Linked DNA regions of Homo sapiens: regions 1, 2 and 4 are each linked to region 3. The links are chromatin loops, found by intact Hi-C in ENCODE. Cell type or tissue: ascending aorta. All regions are shown on one strand.

The links. A loop is a pair of places that touch in the nucleus more often than their neighbours do. Peaks named below come from ENCODE experiments on the same cell type or tissue, not always from the same donor. Only the 100,000 strongest peaks of a DNase experiment are listed, where the experiment ranks them.
Region 1: it touches region 3 in a loop (2.2-fold over the local background); 7 of 110 quality-filtered maps call a loop at or near these places.
Region 2: a loop joins it to region 3, with 1.8 times the contacts of the local background. A loop is called at or near these places in 8 of 110 quality-filtered maps.
Region 4: a loop joins it to region 3, with 2.1 times the contacts of the local background. A loop is called at or near these places in 5 of 110 quality-filtered maps.

The regions. Positions count from the first base shown.
Region 1 is chr12:2,301,274-2,303,773 of GRCh38, forward strand. The region is part of intron 3 of CACNA1C (calcium voltage-gated channel subunit alpha1 C); the gene reads left to right. Among named protein-coding and RNA genes, the nearest start is that of CACNA1C-IT3, 33 kb to the left of the region's middle. In ascending aorta, no CTCF peak of the experiment used is centred here; DNase peaks (open chromatin) are centred at 418, 958 and 1,678; H3K4me3 peaks cover 1,189 bases; H3K27ac peaks cover 2,500 bases.
Region 2 is chr12:2,335,154-2,337,653 of GRCh38, forward strand. All of the region lies in intron 3 of CACNA1C (calcium voltage-gated channel subunit alpha1 C), which reads left to right. Among named protein-coding and RNA genes, the nearest start is that of CACNA1C-IT3, 67 kb to the left of the region's middle. RefSeq lists an enhancer at 2,309-2,500. In ascending aorta, no CTCF peak of the experiment used is centred here; a DNase peak (open chromatin) is centred at 1,358; H3K4me3 peaks cover 581 bases; H3K27ac peaks cover 2,500 bases.
Region 3 is chr12:2,384,062-2,386,561 of GRCh38, forward strand. All of the region lies in intron 3 of CACNA1C (calcium voltage-gated channel subunit alpha1 C), which reads left to right. Among named protein-coding and RNA genes, the nearest start is that of CACNA1C-IT3, 120 kb to the left of the region's middle. In ascending aorta, CTCF peaks have their summits at 653 and 1,243 (motif pointing left); DNase peaks (open chromatin) are centred at 120 and 950; H3K4me3 peaks cover 1,055 bases; H3K27ac peaks cover 2,500 bases.
Region 4 is chr12:2,283,451-2,285,950 of GRCh38, forward strand. All of the region lies in intron 3 of CACNA1C (calcium voltage-gated channel subunit alpha1 C), which reads left to right. The region is part of intron 1 of CACNA1C-IT3 (CACNA1C intronic transcript 3); the gene reads left to right. Among named protein-coding and RNA genes, the nearest start is that of CACNA1C-IT3, 15 kb to the left of the region's middle. In ascending aorta, a CTCF peak has its summit at 1,524 (motif pointing left); DNase peaks (open chromatin) are centred at 1,081 and 1,531; H3K4me3 peaks cover 705 bases; H3K27ac peaks cover 2,420 bases.

The sequences.
Region 1 (2,500 bases), 83 kb before region 3:
CCCAGAAGTCAGCTCCGTATCTGTGGGTCTTAAAAACCTTCTGATCCTGTAAAATGACATTTACAAGAATGATTAGACCTTAAATTCTGTGATCAGGCAAGGTCTTAATTTGGGGCCAGCAGTTTAGCACAGAGGCAGGGCAGAATTTCGCACAGAAGGTACCTGATCCGTGATTTGCCCCGGAGGTGAAAATGAGCAAGGTTCTGTTAGTTAAATGAGCATAAGAAATGCAGCAGCCTCATCCGCCCCCCGCCACCCCACCAGAGAGTCACAAAGACGCTCATTGGCATTTTAAAGGCTCAGAGAAGTCCTGCAGAAGAAGTCCTCTTTAGAGCCCTATGTGGCCTGCAAACTGTCTTGACCACAGTACCCTTCTCACATAGTCCCTGTGAATGTTCTGGGCGACCTGTGACCCAGCCTGATCTCCTTTGGAAAAAACTGGAGTGATGAGGTCCTGCCAGACTGAGCCTGAAGGAGCCTTCCATCTGCCTGTTCATTTTCCAAGCCCCAGACTCTGAAAGGAGATTCCCAAGTTCCCCAGCCTGGCCCTGCAGTGGTGGGGAGCCTCAGATCCCAGGTCTGGTTTAATGTTCCTTAGTTGTTAACCAGCTGGAATTAAGGCTGAGAGGAGACTCGTGGGCAGGCTTTGCAATTGAATGAACTATCAGTGTGGTTGCGAGGCTATTTTGAAGACATTTTAGATTGTTTCTGGTTCAGTAATCTTACAAAAAGTATGATCCAACTGATTTATTAGGAAACAATTTGTAAACTTTGGTTCACTTACAAGAAAGAAGTGTTTGGGTTTTTGAAAAAGATACTGCTTTTGAGGCTGGCTGATTTTCGTGACTGACTAGTGTTTATGAACTGAAATCTGGCTGCCTCTGCCACTCAGTGAGCCTCGCACAGTGAATTCCTAGCCTGAGGCCTCATTCTTGCTATTAACCCATTCGCCATTCTCTCCCACTGCTGGGACTTTCGGATGGAGGATGCCTGGCCTGTGTGTTGGCAGGAGCAGAGGCTGACGTCAGGAACATAAGGTCATGCCATAATTGCTGTGCCCCCTGCCACCCCCGCCGCCTCTGCTTGCTAGTGCCAGGCTGCCCAAGTGCTGAGAATGCCAAGGTCACTCTTCCAAAGGAGGCAGGAGGCAGCCGTAGCGTCAGTCCCTTGCCTCGTCCATACTGCCCATCTTCTTCCAAAGGCACCAATTATTGGAAGTTCCTCCCCTTGTGGCTCTGGCCTCTGGGACGCCTGGGGACATTTCCACTTTGCTGGGAGGGGAGTGTCCTCCGGGCCCCTCGGATGCTCCACCAGTGAGCCAGGGCTTGGGATGGGTAGCGTGCCAACAGGGAGTGGCCACTTACCTTTGCTCCTGTATGTGCCCTGTCCTTAGAGGGGTTTAAATACATCAATAGCTTATTCGCCAAAATGTATCCAGAACTATTTTTAGTGCTTTGAACATGTTGACTCTTACATAACATTCATTCAGTATATATAAACTATTCAGTAAATATTCCCTCATGAGAAGAATGGTATTTTGGTCTATTTTGTCTCTCTGCCCTCTGTGTTCTAATTTGGGACCAGGGAGCCTCTCGGCTCCATCCTGGGGTTGGCCGCTCCCAGACCTCACTCCTGCTTTGGCTGGGCTTGCTGCCTTGGCCATGGTGAGGGGCTCTTGCGGCCCCGGGAGGGGGGCCTGGTAAATGCAGAGCCTGCATCACAGCAACAAGTGGGGAGCCCAAGAGCAGGGTGCAGAGCTCCTCCTTCTCCCAGGACGGAGGCGGGAAACCGGCCGTGGGAGCTTCCCTGGTCGGGACCATGTTCCCAGTCCAGAGGGATGTGGTTGCATGCTGGAGCCGCTAGTATGGACTCGTGAATGTGGCTTCCGGTCACAAAAGTGCCTTCCAGGTGGGAAAATGAGTGAGGAAACCTGGATTCATTTGCTGAGGTGCTGTGGCAGAGCACTGCAGACTGGGTGGCTTGCACAAGAGAAACAGGTTTCTTCTCAGGCGGGAGGCTGGAGGCTGGAGATCTGAGATCAAGGTGGTGCAGGGTTGCCTTCTCCCTGGCTTCTCCATGGGTCCTCACATGGTATCCCTCTGTGCGTCCGTGTTCACACTTCCCCTTTCTACAAAGACGCCATTCATGTTGGATAGGATCCGCCCTCATGCCCTCATTTTAACTTAACCTCTTTTAATACCCTACCCCTAGGCCAGTGCAGTGGCTCACACCCGTAACCCCAGCACTTTTGGAGGCTGAGATGGGAGGATCACTTGAGACCAGGAGTTCGCGACCAGCCCGGGTAACACAGGGAGACCCTGTCTGTACAAAAAAAAACAAACAAAATAGTATGCTACCTCTAAATACCATCACACATTCTGAGGTGCTAGGGGTGAGGGCTTTCGCACATGAGCTTTGGTGGGGACACATTCAGCCCATAGCTGAATGTCCATGCTTCTGTCTAACGGGCAAGGCTGCTCTGCAAGGCTGTGCGGAGTGG
Region 2 (2,500 bases), 49 kb before region 3:
GTGACTGTGATCCCCTGTCTTCCCCCTCACTCACCCGGCAGCCTCATCTTGGCTGCTGGCGATTTTAGGCTGGGTTCCACAAGTGGCCCCAGTGATTTATGATCCATAACTCAGTGGTCTCTTCCGCCATGCCTGCAGGCTCCCACCTTCCGGAAGTCACTGGAATTTAAAACACCATGAAAACAAACATCTGTGATTTACGATGTCAAGAGCCATTTCCTTCCTCTTGAGACAATCTCCAGGGTGATTTTCTTTAGGTCATCTGCTCTGTAGAGCATATTAGTTAAAAAAAAAAAACCTTAAACATAATGTAGAAAGATGTGCAGGTATGGAAGACAGAATGGCAGCACCTTTCCACGGGTGGCAGCCATCAGACAGAGCAGGACATGCACAGCGTGGCTCCCTCCTGTCCCTGGAAGGCAGGTCTGCTCTGTTCTCTTCTTTCACATGTGTCTACTCCCAGCCTTTCCAGGTGCAGGACAGGGCAAGCATCAGAAACACTGGGTGAGGGACCGGCCCTCCCTTTGAGTGCTTCCTCCCTGCACATCTGAGTCCCATCTGTAGACCCAGAGTGAGGACATCTGCCCAACCTCCCTGCAGGCTGTTGTGAGGTCAGCAGAGGCCCAGAAGCCATGGTAACTTCTATAGGAGAGACGCAGGATGAAGAAAGTTGTTGTGACTTTTGCCCAGAATTGTCAAGAATACTTCAAGTGGTATAGATGTTTTTCCCAAAAAAAAGTAAGGCTGAAAAAAATCAAGGCTGATCCTAAGGCTGTTCAAGTACAAACAGTTTGCAAGTAATGGAAAAAGCTATAAAATTTTAATATAGGGAGACCTCAAAGCCTTGAAAGGAAATATAAAACAACTCCAAAAAAAAAAAAAAAAAACAAACCCTAAGCATCCTCTTTGTTCCTCAGTGAAAATTTCCTTACTATTTTAAGCCACATTGATTCCCAAGAGAGAAACTGGCAAAGCATGGATGGAGAAGCTTCATTTCCCTACCACTGCTGTGAAAATACCCTATGCTAATTTAAGGATATAGAATTTTCTAATAAAAACAACCAGAGTGCACTAGGCACGATTATTCCAACCTATCTTTCTATTGTATTGGTCCATCTACTTTGCCGATTTCCAAAGGAATTAGAGACGGCTTTATTACATTTAAGATAATATGAAAGAAGACAAGTATAGCCCCTCTTTGATTTTTATGTTACACATTGGGCAGTAGGTTTTTAAAGAGCCGTGTTTGACTCTGTCCTATTTTGGGGCCCAGGTACATGATTCCTATTTTTAGCAACTCTCTGGTATTGTGAATCTGAGATTTCAACCACCAGTGAGTCAGAAGGTCTGGCTGCCCAGAGATATGTGACTCAGACAGGCAGGAATAGTCTGTTCACCATGAGATGAGGGCTTAAAGGGGAGCTTTTGTGCTTAGTGAAACACGCAAATGAAAACAACCGTTTAAATAGGAACCTATTGCCCTTCCGGAAGGCTCTTTGCCTGTCCCCGAAAATTCTCAGCTCACACCCAGGGAAGAGCTGGTGCTGCTAGCTGGGAAATGAGGCCAACCCCCTGGCTACTTCCTCCTCTTTAGGGGCCCTCTAAGGCATCTGGGCGGAGGTTTCTGGGTGGCTTCAGCCTTCAGAATTAACACAACAGCCTCCTGATGGGCAGCAGTGGTGGGAGAAAGGAGCGAGTGGAGTGCCATGTCGGGCAGGGTTGGGACACAGGATGAGATACTACTCTTTTAAGAGTAAGACACCGCAAGAAAAGGTGGCTTCCCCTGGAAAGGTGGGAAGCAACAGATTGGTGTTTTCTTGATTAGAAATGCTATGGAATTCATTCATCCATTCACCATCCATCCATCCATCCAAACAACCAATGCATATGGGAAGCTGGCTACGTCCTCGGTCCTTTGCTAGGTACTAGGGGACTGGTTTCCATCCTCGAGAAGCCCACAGGCTTGTGGGAGGAAGATAAGCAGGTAGAGAGGCAGCCTGGCTGCAATGCCCTTCCAAGACCAAGGTTTTGGGATTCCAAGTTTCTGAGGTGTTCTGCATGGTCAGTAGTCCCTGAGAGGCCCTTCCCCTGTAGAACTGAGTGAGCATTCAGGGTAAACCTGGCTAAACACAGACTAGCCAGGACCATTGTTTCTGGCCGTATGAACACCCTCCTTTTCCTTTCCTCCAGACTTAGACTCCTTTTGGAGCCAAGCACCCCAAGACTGTAGGCCTTCTCTGGGCGTGAGCCTGAGGGTCACAGTGCTCACCAGCCCTCCAGCCTCGCCACAGTGAAGATGCTTATCATGGAGGCTGGGATAGTTGTGTTTTTCGCTGGTGTTTAGATGTTCCAGTGTTCCATGAAAGCTCCTGAATCTCTTCCCTAAATAACAAAGTCCTGTTTGGTATTTGGTGAAATGTTTGGAGTGCCGTGTTCAACCAAGCTGAACTAAGCTGCTGACAAAATACTGTCTCAGCCCTTTAATAATAATAGCTAACAT
Region 3 (2,500 bases):
AAGGACCACTCTGATTTTTAAAACCCTCCAGACAAGCTGCCTTCCTTCTGTGGATCACACACCACCCAGGTTAGCAGCAGTGCCACCAGAAACACTGTTGCACTCAAGTTTTCTCGCAGGTGACTCATCTGCATGCTCCTTGGCGGAGAATCGCGGGTTACTGTACTGTCTTTGTGTAAGAGTTCTTCATATTCTCGAAGATGTTTGTTACATCTTGTTTCTACTGTCTTTCCTCCAGGTTACACATTGTGCGTCTTTCACCCTTTCTGTGCAAGTTGTTCTTTCTGACCCTAATCACCTTATGTTGTTGGATCTTACTCCAAGTTCATCTACTTTGGTCGTGGATTCGGAACTGAGCCTAGAGTCCATGAAGGACTCTAGCAAGAATGAGCACAATTAGAGGTCTCCTGGCACCCTGTTGTTGTCTCCTTTTTTTCTTTCTAACAAAAGCCCATGGTCAGTCTCTCCAGTTCATGACTCTTTTTCAACCCCAGCCTCCCTTTCTCCGTTTGTGTACATGCCCTATTTTTCTTTTCCTGGTAGACAACCCTGCACTTTTCCTTCTCTGAGCAGCAACAGTGAAAGGGAAGGGAGGTGGAGGGAGAGTAAGCCACATGGGCAACCTGCAACCTGGGTCTCCAGCCTCTTGCAGTCTTGGTCCTCACCGTGGCATAGTATAGTACCAGTAGAGGCACTGCAGGGACAGATGAACTCCATAGCAAGGCATTGCAAGAGGCCTTTGGAGAAATTCCTTTGCAATTTGAGCAAAGCCCACTCCTTGGCTTAGCAAATCTTTTTACTTTTTGGTCTGCTAGAATTTACTGCATGCGTAGTTATCCAGAAGGTACGTCTCTGTCCCATTCGGCTTTATTAGACGCCATCTGGAAAGGGGCTGGGAGTGGTCAGCCTCAGGGAGGGGAGCCAACTGACCGTGAAAGGAGGGAGATGAGAGCGAAGTAAGCATAGTGCTCGCTCCCCAAGGATTGAAACTGCCTGCCCCGAGCTGAAGACTTACAAAGACGTAGTCCAGATTCCCAGAGAAAATGAGGCTTTATACCCATAACAAGTTGTAATTTGAGTCACCGGGGAAGTTAAGAAAGTGAAAACATGAGCAAATGCCAGTGTGATGGAATCAGAGTCTCCATGCTGGAAGAGACTTCAGAGGGATCTGCTTGAGCTCCCTGGCTTTATAGACAGGAAGACCGGCCCCCTCAGATGCACACAGCCAGGTACTGCACGGCCGGGCCAGAGGCTTTTCTGATGCCTGCCTCCCTCTCCCGGCAACGGAACCTCATCACCTAGTTCTGATAGGAAAAAAAAAAAATGAGGTGATCAGAAAACAACTTCCTCAACTTTCTCAGTCTCCACCAGCAACTAAAATTGTTCCTGTATCCCCCTCACCTTATCCACTTAGCACCCCTACACCCAAGGGCAGCTAGGACCCGCTGCTGTCTCTCCATGACCTCCCTCCCTCTGTAGCCTTAGGTAGGCCCCTGGCAGCTTTTGCCTGGAAATTTGCAACAGTCTCTTGACGGGTCCCCCTGCCTCCCTCCATTCTTAGTTCACCTGTCACTCTGTGGCTGCCTCACCCATCTAAGAAGCAAACCTGGTAAAATTGCTTCTGTTTAAAAGTCTTGAAATCCTGCAATGGCCTCAGTGGCCCCTAGGATAACTATAAACTCCTTAACATGGGCTACAAATAGGTGGTTTTCACCCCTGGGTGTATATTAGAATCACCTGGGATCTTTTTAAAATTACCCGTGCCTGGGTCTCACCCGTAGTGACTCCATAGAGTGGGCCTGGGTGGGGCCAGTGGTGTCCTACAGCTGGAACCAGCCCCAGCGACTCAGGAGAGGCCATCGCTTCCAGGAATCTTATGAGTGGGTTGTTAAATGACCATTATTAAAAATTATACAAACTTGTAAGTAAGTACATTATGTTAAAAACAAAGGTAATACATACTCAAAAGTCAGGTTTGCCTGATGCCTTTACTACCTTTCGAGGTAATTTCTATTGATTGTATCTGCTGGGTGGAAATACTATATAATGGTGTGCTACTACACATCTCCTCCCAACTCTGCAGTCAGTGACATCCCATTGGTAGCTTGAAATTGACCATGGCATGAGTATTTACATCATAGAAATTGGCAAATGCTACAAATCAGCCCCTGCCCCCCAACAAGTCATTAAACACTGATATCACTGGCTGCGGCTCAGGTATTTACATGATTTTTTTAAAGCTCCTCCGGTTGATTCTGATGAGCAGCAGAGTTGAGAAGCACCAGCCAGGATCTGACTCTTTCTGCCTCTTGAGCAAGCCTCATCTCTTAGAAAAACTCTCCTCTTCCCCCCAACTTTCTTCAGTCCTGCCACACACAACCAACTGCAGTGGCCCAAACACGAGTGCCATGTTATTTCTCATTCTGTGTTTTTACTCCTAGACACACTGATTCTTCTGCCTGGAATGCCTGTCACTTCCTTGTCTGCCTGGCAAGCACCT
Region 4 (2,500 bases), 100 kb before region 3:
CATGGACCCCTTACTCTATATCCACACTCAGCCTGCAGGGACAGGGCATTATTGCCACGAGCCAGTCTGTCCTGTATACTCACTGGATTAGGGATTCCACTTTCAGAATTTTATCACCTTAGCACCCAGCACAGTGCCCGGTACACAGCAGGTACCCAATACGTGTCTATTACACTGAAATGTTTATTGGCACATGGTCTAAAGACAGTGCCAGGGAATCCTGTGAAAATGCAGTGCTGATTCGGGAGATCCAGGATGGGGATCCAAGATGATGCATTTGGAACAAGCTCCCAGAGGATGCTGCCGTCTGGTCCGAATCCTGGGCCCCACTTTCAATAGAAAGGGCCTAGGACATGCAGAGTAAAGTCCTTCCTCCTGAGTTAGCAGCAGCTACTTGTGCTTCATTCATGCAGGCATGAAGCTGCTTGCAAGGATGTTAGCAGATATTAGATATGGCTGGTGGGGAGGAGTAAGGAGGGCCTTGGCTATGCCTTTTTCCAAGATCCGGGAGCTGGATGCTCAGAGATCTCATCCCTGGCTTCCTTGTCCACTGAAAACAAAACAGCAGTATACCCGGGTGAGGAGAGAGACCAGCCAAGCACGTCTTTCAACAACTCTTAACTTGCTTGGCTCCAGCCACGAAACAGGAACCCGCCATCCCCCTAGCTCGTCCCTGGCCCTCAGGAAGTGCTGAGGCTCTGCCGGGCTGCATGAGTGAGGGGCCGATGTCTTTCAGATGTTGGGGCTTCAGCGGGGGAGTGGGGTAAGCTGGGGAGAGGGAGCATTTTTTTGTGAATATTTTACCCACGGAAAAAGCTGAATTCTCTAGAACAGACCTCTAGATTTTTTTTTTTTTTTTTGGTAGTGGGAAGTGAGTTACTGGAATTTCTTCTGAATTCGAAGCCAAACAAAGTTTCTTGCGGTTTTAGTTACACAAGCGGCTGCTGCCAAGATGGAATGAATGAGAAGAGCCACTGAAAGGAAGAGACAGTGAGGGGCTGGGGGAGGAGGGTGCAGAACAGGACCCAGGCGCAGCACAGAACAGCCCTCCAGGCGGGCATACTGCCCGCTTCTATGCTGTCAACTCTTTAGGGAGAGAGCTCACTGTTCTGTCTGCCTCCCAGGATCAGAATTAAAAAGAAAAAAGGTCTGTGAAAGTGAGGCATACACTGGCAGACACGCACACATGTAAATGATTATCATTGCTTTGTAATTTACCATAATTCCGGCCTGTGCACTCTATGGGGTCCTGCTTTGTTCAGTTTCCTGACTGAGTGGCAGTTGGACGAGACACTTCTGCCCCTAAGCTGCAGGCAGGCGGCTCTCATTTCAGCCTTGTTCCAGTGTGAGTCTGCAGGGAAGGGATGCCCGCTGCTCCAAGGGGAAGCAAGGATAATTAACTTCTACCAGTGATCCCCAAACTTCATTTTCCTTAGAGCCTGAAGCCTCCTCCTTGTTACCTTCCTGGTAGCCACAGAATGGGCCAGGGCCATGTGTCTCCTTTCATTTCTCCAGCCTGCCCTCTGGTGGGCGATGCCCTTCAGTGAGCGGGGCCTGGGGTAGGGCCGTTCTGCAGATCCTGGGTTGGCTTCCAGTGGTGCCTGGCATCTCTCCTGCTCTCTGGGAGGAGGGACGGGCCGCTAAGTGCTGACGGCAGCCTGTCACTCACACCTTGCTCCCTCTGTAGAAACACTCTGTTTCTCTCCATTCCATCCCTGCGTGTTACCTAGCAGGAATTTCCTCTTCCTTGGGTCAAGCGGGTGGGAAGGGCTCATGATTGCTGACTGAACTCAACCCTTTACACTGGGCATTCAATGTCATCACATTGATAACTTGAAATGGGCAGTAGTGGGAACATTTACACCACAAAAACTGGCATATGCTACACCCAGAGCTTTCCTTCCCCCTCTCCTAAAAGCCAGTTGCTAAAACATTTAACAACATACCACTGGCTGGAACCACTTGTGAAGGTGACGTAGGGCTGCAGGGAGAGCCCAGGTAGTGGAGGAAATGGCAGCCTTCCTTCCTTGCCCATAGCCTGTGCCGGCTACAACTCAGGAGCTTTTGGAACTTAGGAGCTCTGTTCTTAAACTCTCCTTAAACACCTCCTCATCCCAGACGGGTTGACTTTCAATGAGAGGACTCTGCTGTGCCGCAGAGCTGGAATCACTCAAAGCAGAGTGATGGACGAGACTTACTTTCGACGTTCCTAGGCTCCCTTCCACCGTTCCCTGGTCTCCAAACCCCATGTTCTTATCTGACGGTATTTCTACTCTTTTTCTCAACCTGTTGCTAACGTGCTCATTCGAGAGAGGCTGGTGCGCACCTACCCAGCGGCTTTTTGGGCGGCAGTGGAAGGGAGTGTTTTATTAGGAATTTACGTTATATGTGCAAGGAATACCACATGGATGGTAAAGTTCAGCCGTTTTCCACTGAAGATAGGGATTCTTCAAACTGCACAGCTTTTCAGGCCATTTCGTTTAGGCGAGCCCTCATGTTA